2 separate regions of the Homo sapiens genome follow, and region 1 is linked to region 2. The links are chromatin loops, found by intact Hi-C in ENCODE. Cell type or tissue: heart left ventricle. All regions are shown on one strand. Links, peaks and the distances in the headings refer to the core of each region. The heading gives the core; the rest is flanking DNA. Region 1 has its middle 110 kb from the start of MKLN1-AS. Region 2 has its middle 42 kb from the start of MKLN1-AS.

Region 1 (8,727 bases), core at 492-8,491, 66 kb before region 2:
GCCCAGCCTGGTATGCAATGGCACCACAATAACTCACTGCAGCCTCAAATTTCTGGCTCAAGGGATCCTTCTGTCTCAGCCTCCTGGGTAGCTGGGACTACAGACAAACATCACCACACCCAGCTAATTTTTAGATTATCCGGGGATCTTGCCCAGGCTGGTCTTGAACTCCTGGGCTCAAGCAATCCTCCCACCTCAGCCTTCCAAAGTTCTAGGATTATAAATGTGAGCCACTGAGCCCAGCCTGAATTGTCTTTTTAATTCTGATTTTATTTTCAGATAGTCTGTATGATATTCTTCATAAACGATTACATTATCCAAACAAGGAGAGTTTGTCTTTTCTTTTTCTCTACTGTGATGATGGAGATACCATGGATTCAGTCATGGAGGCCTGTAGTTGCTTGATCCAGTTTCCTGTCTGTGTCCTTTCTTCCTGCCCCATCATTCCTTCATGTAAAGCCTATTACCACATGCGGTCAGCTTATTTAGCCTAACAAGCCAGTTTGTTTGGGGGGGATAGGGGCTCTCAGTCTAGCCCATAGGTTCAAGCAGTGAACCTGGTTTACCACCCGCTCCCCTCACTCCATGCAGGTCACTGTTAGTTCCCTTTAAGGAGTCTAGACGCCCCATTCTAGCATCCCCTGCCTCTTTTCAGACCTGGAACCGAACCGGCCCATGTTTTTAGCCCCATTTATTGCTTTGCATTTCCGGTCAAAAGAAAAGTTTATATTTGGGCTGGGCATAGTGGCTCATGCCTCTAATCCCAGCAGTTTGGGAGGCAGAGGCAGGCAGATCACCTGAGGTCAGGAGTTCAAGACTAGCCTGGCCAACATGGTGAAACTCCCTCTCTACTAAAAATACAAAAAACTGTACTGAAAATACAAAAAATACAGGAGTGCGTGGTGGCGCACTCCTGTAATCCCAGCTACTTGGGAAGCTGAGGCAGGAGAATCGCTTAAAACCAGGAGGCGGAGGTTGCAGTGAGCCGACATTGCGCCACTGCACTCCAGCCTGGGCGACAGACTGAGTCTCTGACTCAAAAAAAAAAAAAAAGAAAAAAAAGAAAGTTTATTATATTTGGAGAAAACTGTGTCTTTTAATTTTTCTCCTTTATATTTTAATAACCATTGCTTTGTGCTTAGAGCTGAGCGAGTGCCTCAAAGGTTCAGCAATGCTACCTTGACCAGAAATCATAATTTCAATGTCTATTTTGTAAAGGATTACAGAACTAGCTTCTACTACTGCCGACACTTCATGCAGTAATTATCACCAAACACAATGCTACTCAATTTCTACAATGTCTTTCAGGTCCTTGTGCTTGGTAAACACTATACTTGTGTCTGTGTCTGTCACCTGGGTAATGGGAATGGAGATAAATACTATTTTCTGCACCCGAAAAAACTGAGGCCTCTTACTAACCAGACAGCCACAGGACTGTGAGTTCCTCCAATGATAGGGCTGTGCCTTTTTCATCCTGTGCCTCCTCACGAAAATAACTCAAACCAAACTCTGGGCCCATACCTGGCTTTATTCAACAAGATGTCCCATGAACTGAGGAGACCCCCTATTGAGTGCCCTCAGGATCTATGCAGTACCATGGCTTGAGGAAATGAGAGGCTAAAAAGACAGGAATAAGAACCATGATAGTTGATTTTAAGCAAAATAAGTGAGAAGGAATTGTCGATGGCATTTCATCTAGAAAGTGAATTTTGATTGAGATTTAGATATTTTTTATATGAATCCCCTTATATAAACTAGCTTAGTATATAAATATAATCAAAATAGCATTCATTAAAATTGCAAAACTTATTTATTAAAATATGTAAAACAGCCAGCTGCAACAGTAGTGACTAAGAAGTATAAAAATAAATTATTTTTTTCAACAAATACAAATATGTATTGAGTTCCTACTATGTGCTTACACAGTACAGGAAATGGGGATACAAAGATAAATAAAACAGATCCCTGTGCAACTAAAAATCCAGTTGGGCCGATTGTTGGGCAAATAAATCATCCAAATATGATGGGATAGCTTGGGCACAGTGGCTCACGCCTGTAATCCCAACAGTTTGGGAGGCTGAGGCAGGCAGATCACCTGAGGTCAGGAGTTCGAGACCAGCCTGGCCAACATGGTGAAACCCTGTCTCTACTAAAAATACAAAAATTAACCAGGTGTGGTTGTGGGCACCTGTAATCCCGGCTACTCAGGAGGCTGAGGCAGGCAAATTGCTTGAACCCGAGAGGCAGGCGTTGCAGTGAGCCGAGATCGTGCCATGGCACTCCAGCCTGGGCGAAAGAGTGAAACTCTGTCTCAAAAAACAAAACAAAACAAAATATGATGGGATAGGCTCCTTAAAAGAGTGTTAGTTTGAAGAAATACTTGTACCCCTGTGTTCATAGCAGCATTATGCACAATAGCCAAGAGGTGGAAGCAACCTAAGTGTCCAATGACAGATTAATGTGTAATCGCCCAACCGGGTTCTTCTTGCCTGCTGCCCAGAAAAGTCAATGCAAAACTAGCAGGTTCTGCAGCAAAGAAAGAGTTTAATAAATGTGGGGCCAGCCAAATGGAAGGACAGGAGATAATTCTCAAATCCGCCTCCCCAAGAATGTGAGGGCTAGGGTTTTTCCAGGATAGTTTGGCAGGCAGGAGCTAGGGAATGGGGAATGCTGATTGGTTGGGTTGGGATGAAATCATAGGGGCTTGAAAGTGTTTTCTTGCACTGAGTCAGTTCTCGGGTGCAGGTTATGGGTCTGAGTGGTGCCAGTTGGTTCATACGGAATACAAGGTCTGAAAAATATCTCAAATACCATTCTTAGGTTTTACAATAATGATGTTATCCATAGGGGCAATTGGAAAAGTTATAAATCTTGTTACCATTCGCTACATGACTCCTGAGTAGTAAGTAGTTTTTAAAGGCAAGTTATAAAACAATGACTGATTAGAGTTTAATTATGTGTATATCTTAGCAGAATTCAGACCTCTGTCACAATTCTAACCTTGTGGACTTACGTTAGTTATATGAAAGTGGTTTTGGTCCCTGAGCAAGTAGAGGGGGTTAGTTCAGGAAAGAAGTATCATCGTCTTTGTTTTGAAGTTAAACTATGAACTAAATTCCTCCCATAATTAGCTTGGAATGAGCAAGTTAGCCTGTGAGGTTAAAACAAGATGTAGTTAGTTATGCTACATTTCCTTCACTGTCGTAATTTTTGTATAGGTGGTTCCCAGTGGATAAATAAAATGTGGTATGTGCATACAATGGATTATTATTCAGTCTTAAAAAGAAAGGAAATTCTGACACAGGCTACAACATGGATGAACCTTGGGAACATGATGCCGAGTGAAATAAGCCAGTCACAACAAGACAAATACCTCAAGGTCTCTCTGACCTTCCAACCTTCCCCCCGACCCCCGACCTCTACCAAAGAAATTGAAGTTCCTTTATCTGCCTGAGATCAGTCTTACCAAGGAGAACAAGCATTTTCTTCCCCTCTCCGGAAGACCAAGAATGTAACCACAGATGAACAGACCCTTTCACAAGATAGTGCCTGTCTTTCAGACTCATTTATGAGACTAATTTATGAGTGTGATTACACTCATGTGAAGTATCTAGAATGGTCAATTCTTAGGAACAGAAAGCAGAATGGTGGTTGCCAGAAGCTGGGGGAGGAAGGAGAAATGAGAGTTGTTTAATGGGTACAAAGCTTCAGTTTTGCAAGATGGAAAATTTTGGAGATTGATGGTCCAACAATGTGAACACACTTAACACAAATGCACAGTAGACTTAAAAGTGGTTAAGATGGCAAATTTTATATTTTGGGTATTTTTTACCACAATTTTAAAAATGTTAAAAAAAAAAATAGTGTTAGCATCCAGAGGGCAGAGGCATTTCTAACATCTTGCAGAATGCCTGATATAATAGTAGGCACTTGATAAATATTTTGCCTCCCCTTGGTTTCTGTGCCCCATCCTGTGTCCTACACAACAGGACAAAGGCCAAGTCGTTCTGTGAGCCAATTCAGCAAACAAAGGCACTTCTCTCTCCAAGGCACAGAGAAGAATTTCGAATATTTGTGATTTGAAATTTGTCCTGGTCACACCAACTATTCTTTACTTCTCAGATATGCTTATCTGAGTTCTTTTGGCATTTAACTTGTCTAAAGATAGATACTGTTTCTACTTCCCAAAACAGAATTGTGATGGACTTTGTAAGGAAAAAAAAAAAGTGGGAGGAAGTCTGTGAAATGAAATCATTATTAGGCCATGGTACAAATGGCTGTCGGGCCCTGGGTTCAGCCCAGCACAGGAGGAAGGGTGAGGTAATTAGCATGGATTTGCAATTCTGCAGCTCGCTTTTGTTCCCTCCCTCCACTGGCTGTGTCTGATTCTAGTCACTGGGTTTATTCTCTTGTGTTTGTTTTTTTCACTTGGCCAAAAATAGAGAGACAAAAAAAGTTTCCTCATACTTACTTCAGCTTTTTACTTTTTTCCTTGTGTGTTTGGTTTCCTCTTACGTGATCCTTCCTTCTTCCTGCCACCTGCTAGTTTCTCTATGGTGGGGCTCAGAAACCAACATCCCACAATATGGCGCACTGACATGCCGCACTGAGGAATCCTCAAGGTCTCTCTGACCTTCCGACCTTCCCCCCTCACCTCCAATCTCTACCAAAGAAATTGAAGTTCCTTTATCTGCCTGAGATCAGTCTTACCAAGGAGAACAATTGTTTTCTTTCCCTCTTTGGAAGACCAAGAATGTAACCACACATGAACAGACCCTTTCACAAGATAGTGCCTGTCTTTCCACTCATTTATTATTCCAATGAAAACTATTTACAAGTTAATTTCTAGTCCCCATCCTATCATTCTCCCTAGTAATCATTTATTGCCCCTCAACAGAATTCTCTTTCTCCCCACTCCCATAACCTGTTTTATAAGGATCAAGCCCCCATTTTTTTCTGTAACCTCAAGACGGTATCAAAGCTTCTGTATCTCATTGGGAAGCTGGATCTTCATTCTGAAGGCCCTTGTATACATGTAACCGTAATAGGTTCATTGCCCAATGCCCACGCAAGTCAATATACCGAGACACCTGGTTGGAGCAGAGAAAGAGGTTTAATCATAGGGTCACTGAACAAGGAGATGGGAGAAAAACTCAAACACATCTCCAGGAGGAATTTGGAGTTAGGGTTATTAAGGGTTTTGGAGTGGGCCAGTGTGGAGGTCATCAGTTGGTAGAAGAGTGTAGCGTGACATCATGGGACAGGGAGATGAAGCAGCTATTCGCTCATGCTGATCCTCTTCCTCTGTGGGGGGTCTTCAAATTGGTTGCTAGAATTAGAGGTCTAAAAAACATCTTAAGTGATCCTTAAACAAAAGCCTTATGATTGATTCTGACGTCAGATATCCCGTCTGGAGGAACAGAGAGGGTACAAATCTTCAGTATCTAGTGACTTTTAGCAACAAGGAAGTGGGCCAAAGTGCAGCCTGATTAATGCTTATATTTAATTAATGATATTATATAACATATTATGTAATATATTCTATGAATGCACTATGAAATACCTGTATTTCTGTCCAGAACCTGGCATGCAATTCTTGTCAACCCTGTGTGGGTAGTTTCATGCATATGAAGTCAATTTGTATACCTTTTCTCCCATGTTAATCCATCTGCCTCATATCAGTGATTTTGCAGCAAACCTTTATCTGCTTTTCCTACCTTTCTCAAGAATAGCTTTTCCTTGTGTTCTGTAACCCTGGCTTGGTGCACAGTATGCGTGATGGACAGGTTGAGTTGCAACACTTGGTGACAGTACAGACATGGAGCCTGGAAAGGGCCTGCGGGGTTTGAATTGAGGGATGCCCATTTCTGGTCCAAGCCCTGGGTGGAGCTCCCCATTGTTGGTTCATGGCCCTGGGCGTGCACATGGCCAAGAAGCAGAGTAGAGCAGAGGTGCCCTGCCTAGTGCTGGAGGAGAAAGGTGTCCAGGCATCTTCCAACCTCCTCATGCCAGTATGCTGAGAGGGTAAGTGCAGGACAGAGCCAATGGAAGACCTCCTTAGACTGGGTGAATCATGGAACCAACTGAGGTTTCCATTCTGGAGATTTGATCATGCCACTTTTTTTTTTTTTTTTTTTTTTAAAGACCGAAGTCTGGCTCCATCACCCACGCTGGAGGGCAGTGGCATGATTTAGGCTCACTGCAACCTCCGTCTTCTGGTTTGGATGATTCTCCTGCCTCAGCCTCCTGAGTAGCTGGGATTACAGGTGTGTGCCACCACACCCGGCTAATTTTTTTTTTTTTTTTTTGTATTTTTAGTAGAGGTGGGGTTTCACCATGTTGACCAGGCTGGTCTCGAGCTCCTGACCTTAGGTGATCCACCCACCTTAGCCTCCCGAAGTGCTGGGATTACAGGTATGAGTCACCATGCCCGGCCTCTTGCCACTTTTTAAATGTAACACTTAAATAGTTCTTGCTGTGTGACAGACACTGTTCAGACACTGTTCTAAGTGCTTTTATTTTATTTATTTATTTATTTTGACATGGAGTGTTGCTCTGTCGCCCAGGCTGGATTGTGGTGGTGTGATCTCGGCTCACTGCAACCTCCGCCTCCTGGGTTCAAGCAATTTTCCTACCTTAGCCTCTTGAGTAGCTGGGACTACAGGCATGCACCACCATGCCCGGCTAATTTTAGTAGAGATGGGGTTTCACTATGTTGGCTAGGGTGATCTAGTGATCACTTTAAGTGATCTGCCCACCTCGGCCTCCCGAAGTGCTGGGATTACAGGCCACTGTGCCTGGCCTCTAAGTATTTTTAAATATTAACTCATTTAATCCTTACAACAACCCTGTGAGCTAAGAACTACTATTGTCTGAATTTTATGGATGAGGAAAAGGAAACTGAAGCCCAGAGAGGTTAAGGACTTGCTCAGAGTTACCCAGCTGTTACTTCTCTGGTTTATAGATGGCACCTTCCTGCTGTGTCCCCACGTGGTGGAAGAAGGGAAGACATCTCTCTGGTATTAGCATCTTTAATACCCGAAGTCATGCTTTTCACTACTCCACCATGCTGCCACTCTGGTTTATGTAGAGTCTCCCAGGATCTCCTTTGGAGATTTCATGGCTGCTTTTACAAAGCATCTCCCCTAAGGTATAACACTCTCTGTTGGGTTTGGGCAGTGTGTGTATTCCTCTGAAACTTCTGTGTGCCTCCTGGTGTATCCACTGGCAGTCACGTGTTCACAGGCTTAATTCTGCAGAAGACATCAGAATCTGCCCTTCTTTCTCTCCAGGGATAAGGGCACAAGGAAGCCATTTCTACCCATATAAACATTTAAAAATACAATTTCAGGCCGGGTACAGTGGCTCACGCCTGTAATCTCAACATTTTGGGAGGCCAAGGCAGGTGAATCACCTGAGGTCAGGAGTTCAAGACCAGCCTGGCCAACATGGTAAAATCCTCTTTGCTAAAAATACAAAAAAAAAAAAAAAAAGAAAGAAAATAAAAACTAGCCATGCATGGTGGTGCGCACCTGTTATCCTAGTTACTTGGGAGGCTGAGGCATGAGAATGGTTTGAACCCCGGAGGTGGAGGTTGCAGAGATCACGCCACTGCACTCCACTTTTGGTGACAGAGCAAGACTCTGTCTCAGAAAAAAAAATAAATAAATACAGTTTCAGCATATAACAAGCACTATGCTATCTTCATGGTAAGAAGTGCTCTGCCCCTACATAGGAAAGGATACTACTTTGGGATCTGTTGCCAATCTGGGTGAGTTTATAGGGATTCTTCCCCACATTCCCCTTTCAGACCCTTGGGAACAGGGTCATGAAATTTTTAGATGGTTGGCTGGAGTCAGGCAACCAGTTCAGAGCTGTAGGACAGGTTTTCTGGTGAGAGTAGCAAACTGGTCTGGAGACAAGCCCAGGACATTGGCTTCCTTACTCTGGAAGACCGTAGCCATAGCTCGGAACATCACAGGTACTCTGCTAATCCTCTGAACCTTCCATATGTCCCTCTGGCTGTGCCCCAGATGACTTTGCCTAGTAAAACTGGGTTAGCAGAGAAGAAAGATTTACAGGAAGTTAGGATGAGCTTGGGTTTCTGCTGCCTACACTAACCCTGACTTGTGTTGCGGGACCAGGCCTCATTGCTACACAGAGATTTTTCTGTGGCTCTTTCATGCCTCCTGTCAGCTTGCCGCTCTTAATTCCCAAGGCCTCTGCCCATTCTCCATCTCTAAAATGCTTTTCCTGGATCTTCTTCCCACAGGGCTCTCATGCTGAGCTGGCTGGAACTGATAGCGAATTCTTGCTAAGAAATGAGCTGATCACTTCTGAGTTACAGCCTCAGCTCTATACACTGCATGTGCTTTTTTTGTTGTTGTTTTTGTTTTTTTTGAGATGGAGTCTTGCTCTGTTGCCAAGGCTGGAGTACAGTGGTGCGATCTCGGCTTACTCCAGCCTCCGCCTCCTGGGTTCAAGCGATTCTCCTGACTCAGCCTCCTGAGTAGCTGGGATTACAGGCACACACCACCACACCTGACTAATTTTTGTATTTTTAATAGAGATGGGTTTCACCATGTTAGTCAGGCTGATCTCGAACTCCTGACCTCGTGATCTGCCCACCTTGTCCTCCCAAAGTGCTGGGATTACAGGTGTGAGCCGCTGAACCCACCTGCATTTGCATCTTAACAGGGACATCAAAACCAAAAAGTTTAAAAACTC
Region 2 (8,727 bases), core at 408-8,407:
TTTGAGTTATTCTTTTTTTTTTTTGTATAGTGTTGAGAGTTCAACTTCATTTTTTTACAGGTATCCAGTTGTCCCAGCAACATTTGTTGAAAAAACGGTTCTTTCCCTATCGAATTGTCTTGGCACTCTTCAGAAATTCAATTCAATACCAATGTGAGGGTTTATTTTTAGTCTCTCAAGTCTATTCCATTCATCTATATGTGTATCCTTATGCCTTATGTCGTGATTACTGTAGTTTTCTGGTAGGTTTTGAAATCAGGAACTATGCCTCTTCCAACTTTGTTCTTCCTCTTCAAGATTGTTTTGGCTATTTTGGGTTGTATTTCCATGTGAATAGCATGATCAGCTTGTCAATTTCTGTAAAATAAAAAAAAAGTTGGGATTTTGATGGAGATTGCATTGGATTTCATTTTTCAGGATTATTCATTGCTAGTGTATAGAAATACAATTGATTTTTGTTTATTGATCTTGTATCCTGCCATATTTCTTTTCTTTTTTTTTTTGTTTACAGTCTTGCTCTGTCACCCAGGGTGGAGCGCAGTGGCATGATCATAGCTCACTGCAACCTCCAACTTGTGAGCTCAGCAATCATCCCATCTCAGTCTTGTGAGTGGCTAGGACTACACATGCACACTCAGCTAATTTCTAAATTTTTTGCAAAGATGGGGGTCTCACTATGTTGCCCAGGCTGGCCTTGAACTCCTGGCCTCAAGCGTCCTCCCACCTCAGCCTCCCAGAGTGCTGGGATTACAGCCACCATGCCCAGCCACTGCCACATTTCTGAGCCTGTTTTATCTTATACTCTTATCATGGTGCTTTACTGCTTACTCTGTGGGAGGCATCATGTTAGACACTAGAAATAAAAAGATGGGCTGGGCATGGTGGCTCATGCCTGTAATCCCAGCACTTTGGGAGGCCAAGGCGGGTGGATTACCTGAGTTTGGGAGTTTGAGACCAGCCTGACCAACATGGAGAAACTTCATCTCTACTAAAAATACAAAATTAGCTGGGCATGGTGGCGCATGCCTGTAATCCCAGCTACTTGGGAGGCTGAGGCAGGAGAATCGCTTGAACCCGGGAGGCGGAGGTTGTGGTGAGCCGAGATAGTGCCATTGCACTCCAGCCTGGGCAACAAGAGTGAAACTCCGTCTCAAAAAAAAAAAAAAAAAAAAGAAAGATGAAGAAAACATGGTCTTTGTCCTGAAGAAGCTTATAGCCTAATTCAAAAAGTAAGACATAAACTTATTGATTAAACAGTAGCCCTTGACAGCAACATACAGGGAAGTACATAATTGCCAAATGAATGTTACCAGATGATTAGAGATCTAGCAAGTTCAGGGGATGAGGAGGGACGTGGAGGCTATAGAGGTCTAGGAGAAATAGAGGAGGAGGGATCTGAGCTGGGTTCGAAGGCTCACCTCCTTCCCTTCCTTCTTTCTCCCCTTCCTTCTTTAATTTTCTTATTTCCTTTTCTCCCTTTTCTCTTCCTACCCATCTTCTTTGAAAACATTAATAGAATATAACCATGGTTGGTTATCATTTCTCAAACCTGGCGATCATCAGAATCTCTTGGCAAGCCTTTTAAATATACAGATTCCAGAGTCTCATGTCAGACCTATTGTATCATATTCTCAGATGGTGGGGCATGGACAACTGCATTAAAAGTTTTATCTGATTTTCAGCCAGGTTTGGAAATTTCTGGATATGACTATAGTCATGATTTCCACACGTGGACCAATCCTCATCTTCATTCCACTGCAGCTCTGACTCTGTTTAGGATGCTCACAAGGCCAGCAGGTCACACGGGCACCTAGTAAGGGAGGGGAATTGGGCCTGTGCAACAGCTCCTCCGTTCATGAACAGCATCTCAATCTGCATACGTTACTGAGAGGGCTCTTCAGTGTCATTTATGTTTATGGGGATGGCTCATTATACAGATCAAACTTTTATTTTCTGTAACTGAGAATCTAAGAATCTCAAAAGATCCTTCCGCTGTCGATGGCCATGACCCTCAGAGTTACCTGTGGGATATGGACTCATTATCCAGATTTAATAAATAATAACGGCTTGCCATGATAAAACCTTCTAGTTACAAGAGAAGGCCCTTCCCTCCCTCCCTCCCTCCCTCCCTCCTTCCCTTCCCTTCCCCTCCTTCCTTCCTTCCTTCCTTCCTTCCTTCCTTCCTTCCTTCCTTCCTTCCTTCCTCTCTCTCTCTTTACTGCTTTCTTTCTTCTCTTTTTTTTTTTTTTTGAGACAGCATCTCACTCTGTTGCCCAAAACAGGCTGGAGTACACTGGTGCACTCACAGCTCACTGCAGCCTTGACCTCCTGGGCTCAGGTGATCCTCCCACCTCAGCCTCCCGAGTAGCTGGGACTACAGGCATGCACCACCACAGCTGGCTAATTTTTGTATTTTTTGTAGAAACAGGGTTTCATGATGTTGCTCAGGCTGGTCTAGAACTCCTGGGCTGAAGCTGTCTGCGCATCTTGGCCTCCCAAAAATGCTGGGATAACAGGCGTGTGCCATTGTGCCCGGCCGAGAAGGCCCTTTCATTTCAACTCTCTCCAGAGGTAACCAATCTGTTGAAGACTGTGAGTGTCCTTCCCACATGTTTTTATAGTTTTACTACACAATAGGCAAGTTTTGCATGTTTAAACCTGTATGTAAATAGTGTACATATTTTTTTCTGTAGCTTTTTTTCTCAACATTGTGATTTGGAGATTTATCTGTGGTACTTGTAGAGCTAATCCATTCTATATAACATAACATTATATTATATAATACTGCAATGTAGTGCTCCATTGTGTAAATGTTCTAGAATCTATTCTCCTGTGGGTGGATATTTGTTATGGCCAGTTTTTTGCTATTCCAAATCATGATGTAAATCATGCCCTGGTGTACGTCTCCTTGAACACATGTGTGAGAGTTCTAGGGAATATATCTAGAACAAAAATTGCTAGGGAATAGGATATGCGCACTTCCGACTTGACTAGATTGCCTTCCAGCTTACTGTCCACAGCAGCTGAACCAATTGTTATATATCTCATCAATGATATACAAGAATTTGTCTTGTCCCACATTCTAACCAACGCTGTCAAGTTTTTTAAAAATACACATATCTAAGCCCTATTTTCATAGATTCTGATAGGTTCACTCTGGAGTGTGGTTTGAAATAGGCTACAGGTGGTTCTAAAACACAAATAAAGTTAAGTCTGCTCCAAGTATGCATGTGTATATGATCTAATATATTGATATGTGGATTGTCACGCTGAGGTTACTCTGGTGCTCTGTTGGTAGCATCTATGTTGGCTGGATTTAGATGTTTGAGGAAAGGGTGGGGAAGTACCACTGTCCAACATACAGATACACTTTGAATAAAAAAGCGGTCTGTGATTTACCAGTGCACTGGGCTGTAGTTGATCTAAAGCCCTACCTTTGCCAGCTACGTGAATAGGGTGGGCCCTTTCTAAGTGCTGCCTTCCCTCTCACCAGGTGTGTGGCTGGGTATCAGCTGTCAGGGCTTGCATACGTGCGGTCGCTTAGGGCAAGGTGCCTGTCAGCTATGTCTGCCAGCCCGCTGGGTGGTGTCACTGTGTGGAGCATTTGTGGCTTTTTCAAAGCCCTGAGGAATCTGAGAAGCAAGTGAGGGGAATGATGCATGAAAACAAAAGGCAGTGGAAAGAGTGACCAGCCAGCAGGCTCCAGCAGGCTAGAACGCTCTGTCCTTGTTATTACTGCTTCAGGAAAATGCTGCCAGCTTCCTGGCAGGGCCTGGAAGGTAGAGGCTTCTTGAGAAAACAAGGATAAGTGATGCGTACTCTGAGGCTGAGATTCCGGTTCCCCAGCCTCCCCGCTTTTCCAGCAGAAGCTGCAGGGTGAGGATGGGGAACCGTTTGCTCCTTGGTGGGTTTGGCCAGTCTTTCATTCTCTCCTGGCTGCTGTCCTAAGAGTTTTTTCTCCTTTCTTCCACTCATAAGCAGCACGGCTCTGGTCTCAGAGGCCTAGCAGGGCTGGCCTGGGAGGGAAGCTGGGCGGTGCCCTAGGCAGAGTTGTTCCCTGAGGAGTGATGTGAAGGTCAGCCTAGGGGAGGAAAAAGGGCCTCAGCCATAATTCCCATTCAAGGAGTGTTTGCCAAAGATGAACCTCCTGGTGTGGGGCAATGAGACACGGGATGCGCTCATACCTTGTCCACTTTCCCCCTGGTACTGCATTCACAGGATAGCCTAACCCAATTTTCCGAAATGAGGTAGAAGCTCAGCAAAGGTAAGCGTTTCCATGTTAACTTATTATCAGATGGATGTGAGGACCTGTCGTAATTGGACTTGCCGAAAGTCAACTTCTATTTTCCCTCCTGACAATCACCTTTCTTTGGCATATAAAATACATGGATGCAAATTAGGGAAGAAGTCAGCATTCTTTTCTTCTCTTAAAAAGTAGCGATGAGGATAAAGAATAAAAATAGGCCTCTGTAGATACAATAGGGCTGAGCTGAGGGTGTGGTTTGCTTGGCAACAGCTCAGGCAAAGCTGTTTCTCTTGGTCCTGGAATGCCCTTGACTTCACCTCTGCCTGATGCAGTCTTAAGAGACCAGCTTGATTGTGAGTTTTTTTGGTGAAACTCCCATCAATAGTTAGTCATTCCCTTTTTTCTGGCCCCATAGCATTTTGCTCTTATAAAAACCATTCATCATATTGCGTGACAATTACTGACTTGGGATCATGCCTTATTCTCTGCGTGTGTTTCCTCAGCATCTATGGACTTTTTTTTTTTTTTTTGAGACACAGTTTCACTCTGTCGCCCAGGCTGGAGTGCAGTGGCGCCGTCTCACTGCAACCTTCGTCTCCCGGGTTCAAGCGATTCTCGTGCCTCCACCTCCCAAGGAGCTGGGATTACAGGCATGCGTTATCACGCCGGACTAATTTTGTATTTTTAGTAGAGACAGGGTTTCACCATGTTGGCCAGGCTGGTCTCGAACTCCTGATCTCAAGTGATCTGTCTGCCTTGGCCTCTCAAAGTGCTGGGATTACAGGTGTGAGCCACTGCGCCTGGCCAATGGACTATATTTTAACATAGTAGTTCTTTGATAAATGTTTATTGAATGAATCAAAGTTCCTAAGAAGATATCAGTCCTCAGCTCTTATATTTTCTTAATTATCCCCTGCCTTTTCCTTTGTGGGGTGATCTGCAAGCAGTTTCATCTGCACGTGGAATGGAGGACATGCTAAAAGTAAATGTAGCTTTGTTTTTTTTTCCTCCCCCAAGGAATTGCCTCAGTAGGAATGGGTGTTTCAGATATATCATTCTGTTACAGGTACAAAAAATTGTTTCCAGGAAGCACTGCCATCATTATCTCTGAGAGGCAAGTCAGTAGAAATTGTTATTTTCCATTTACAGATGGACAAATGGAAGGTTTCTTTCTCATTTACCAATTACAGAATGTCCACTCTGTTTAAAGTACTGTGCTAAGATTTTTATGGGCTACAAAGATGTACAAGACAAGGTTCTTGTTTCGAATAAGAATGTCATAATCTTATTTGGATAAAACAATATTTATATAACAAAAGAACTACAACTCAGGAGCATATAGTTTGAGGCATATGAGTGGTCCCAAAAGGAGCCCCAATGGGCCAGGCACGGTGGCTCACACCTGTAATCCCAGCACTTTGGAAGGCCAAGATGGGTGGATGGCTTGAGGCCAGGAGTTTGAGACCAGCCTGGGAAACATAACAAGGCCCCATATATACTTTTAAAAAAATTAGCTGGAAGTAGTGGTGCACACCTGTGGCCCAGCTTCTTGGGAGGCTGAGATGGGAGGATCGATTGAGCCCTAAAGATTGAGGCTGCAGTGAGCCACAATCGTGCCATTGCACTCCAATCTGGGTAACAGAGTGAAATGAAACCCTGTCTCAAAACAAAACAAAAAGTACCAAAGGGAATATAAAAGGCAGGCAAAAGAATGTCCAGCTAAAGTGATCAGGTATATCCTCCTGTCCCATCTGAGATGAACAGGTTTTGTGCTGGTTATTCTCCATCTGGCTCCTGTCCTGGTTTTCTGTGACTGCCGTAACAAATTACTACAAACTGGATAGGTTAAAACAACAGAATTTTATTTTCTCACAGTTCCGGAGGACAGAAGTCTGAAATCAAGTGTTGGCAAGGCCACACTCCTGAAAGCTCTGGGGGAGAATCTTCTCCTTGCTTCTTCCAGCGTCTGGGGGCCCCAGGCCTTCCTTGGCTTGTGGCCACTCCTCTGAGGTCACATTGCCTCCTCCTTTTATCTCTTAAAGTTTCTGCTTCTCTCTTATAAGGATACATGTGATTGCATTTAGGGCCTACCACAGTGATCTAGGATAAGGTCCTCCTCTCAGGATAAGGTCCTCCTGAACTTAATCACATATTTTGCCATGTAATGTAATATTCCCAGGTTCCAGAGATTCGGCTGTGGGCATGTTTTGTTGGCGGGGGAGGGGGAGGAGAATATCATTCAACCCATTATAGCCCTGATATGGTTAGGCTTTGTGTCCCCACCCAAATCTCATCTTGAATTTTAATCCCCATAATCCCCACATGTTTAGGGAAAGACCAGTGGGAGGTGATTGGATCATGGGGGAGGTTCCCCCCATGCTGTTCTCGTGATAGTGAGTGAGTTCTCATGAGATCTGATGGTTTTATAAGGGGCTCTTCCCCCTTTGCTTCTTACTTTTCTCTCTCCTGACGCCATGTGAAGAAGGTCCTTGTTTCCCCTTTGCCTTCTGCCATGATTGTAAGTTTCCTGAGGCCTCCCCAGCCATGTGGAACGGTGAGTCAATTAAACCTCTTTCCTTTATAAATTGCCCAGGTTCCAGTAGTATCTTTAAATTATAGCAGTGTGACAGTGGATTAATACAAGCCCCATGTCCTTCTCTGCCACACTCTGTTCCCGACAAGGATGTTACCCCACAGATTTCGTCCCCTGGGAGCCAGTGCCCTCTGGCTTACTGTTGGGTTTGTCCAATGGCAGGCATCAGCAAGTATCAGAGGGTAGGAGGCAAAAGAGGTTGAGATATTTCTTCTCCTTTCCTCCCTGCTTTAGCGCCATGGGTTTGGCATTAGGTATGCCCCTTCACAGTTCTAGCTCTTTCTGGACTCTGATAAACTGTTTCTCTTCAGGCCTGGACTTCTACTGCTACTCGACCTTGGGTGCCTCAGTATCCGCTTAAGTTCCCACCACCCTCCCTACATCCTTGTAAATATCAATTTCATCAAATGATTTTCAAAATCCCAGCGCAATGTGCCTTCAGTTTTGTGCCATGATCTTGAGTGATAGAGATTCCAAGAAGCAAAAATTTAATTTTCAGAACGGAGAGATATACTCAGGTTACCTCAGTCTAAGCTTAAGACTAATACAAGCCCCATGTCCTTCTCTGCCACACTCTGGCAACGAGGAGTGGGAAGGTGATTCAGCACACAGTGCCGCCCTAGCAACTGGGTTATCTTGTGGGCCCTTCAGTAGTCAGTATCTGTTGCTTTGCACTCTAATTATCTGCTAGTATTGTGACTCTCCACTGCCCTTGCTGTTCAGTACTTTCTATTCTTTTCTCATCTCACAGCTTCTATTGCTGCATGCTTTTTGCTGCCACATGACCTCAGCTTTCTTCCTTCTCTCTGTGTATCTTTTAGTTTCTGCCCATTTCTAACTGCTGACTCTCTCTTTGTATTTCATATTCAACTCAACAAAAGAATCTGCCTAGTTTGGCTGTTCACCATCAAGTGCAGGTGGTTAGGCAGAGCCTTCTTTTAAAAAAAAAAATTATTTTTTTAAAGTAGAAGTAAATGGGGGTCTCACTGTGTTGCCCAGGCTAGTCTTGAACTCCTGGGCTCAGGCAATCCTTCCACCTCAGCCTCCCAAAGTGCTGGTATTACAGGCATGTCCATCATGCCCGGCTATCAAAGCCTTCTTGACAAACCATCTCATGAGCATAGGTCTGATGCCCTAGATCAGGTGTCCCCACCCCTGGCCTAAATGGCTTTGTTTGGAATGGCAGAATAAATTGTTACGTAATTTGGTGTCCTGTCTATTAGAAACCTAGAAGGGGGTTTATGGGTGTGGCAGACATGATGACACTTGCAGGAAGTGGGGAAGGATGGTTATTAAAACCTACAAGTAGCCAGGTGTGGTGGCTCACGCCTGTGGTCCCAGCACTTTGGGAGACCAAGGCGGGAGGATCCCTTGAGGCCAGGAGTTTGAGACCAGCCTGGCCAACATAGCGAGACCTCATCTCTACAAAAAATGAAAAAACAACCCCAACCGCAAATCCTTACCAATGGACTTTAATAAGCTACAGGATCTAGTACCCACTTGTTTCTTATCTCTTACTACCAGGAAGCAGCACAGCATACTTTAGTGTTTAACAGCATGCATCACTAGAGACAGACCACCTGAGTTCCAATCCTAGCTCTATCACTTGATTGCTGTGTCATTTGGGGGCAGTTATTTAACTTTCCTGTACCTCAGTTTCCTCATCTGGAAAAGGTAAAATCAGTATCTACTTCATAGACTTGCTGGGAGAATTAGTTAATATCTTTCATGTGCTTCAAATAATGCTACTAGTAAGGGCTATTTAAGTGTTTGTTAGGTAAATAAAATATTTCCCCCCATTCACTACATTCCAGCCACATTGGCCTCATTGCTGCACCTCCAGCAGGCCAAGCACACTTCTGACCAAGGGCCTTTTTGTTTGTTGTTC

What was found. Peaks named below come from ENCODE experiments on the same cell type or tissue, not always from the same donor. Only the 100,000 strongest peaks of a DNase experiment are listed, where the experiment ranks them.
Region 1: a loop joins it to region 2, with 1.9 times the contacts of the local background. A loop is called at or near these places in 6 of 110 quality-filtered maps.

What each region holds. Positions count from the first base shown.
Region 1 is chr7:131,215,385-131,224,111 of GRCh38, forward strand. It overlaps a transcript of MKLN1 not described here. Among named protein-coding and RNA genes, the nearest start is that of MKLN1-AS, 110 kb to the right of the region's middle. RefSeq lists an enhancer at 3,699-3,768 and a silencer at 5,652-5,852. In heart left ventricle, for the core only: no CTCF peak of the experiment used is centred there; a DNase peak (open chromatin) is centred at 4,317; H3K27ac peaks cover 1,788 bases.
Region 2 is chr7:131,281,198-131,289,924 of GRCh38, forward strand. It overlaps a transcript of MKLN1 not described here. Among named protein-coding and RNA genes, the nearest start is that of MKLN1-AS, 42 kb to the right of the region's middle. In heart left ventricle, for the core only: no CTCF peak of the experiment used is centred there; a DNase peak (open chromatin) is centred at 4,003; H3K27ac peaks cover 2,988 bases.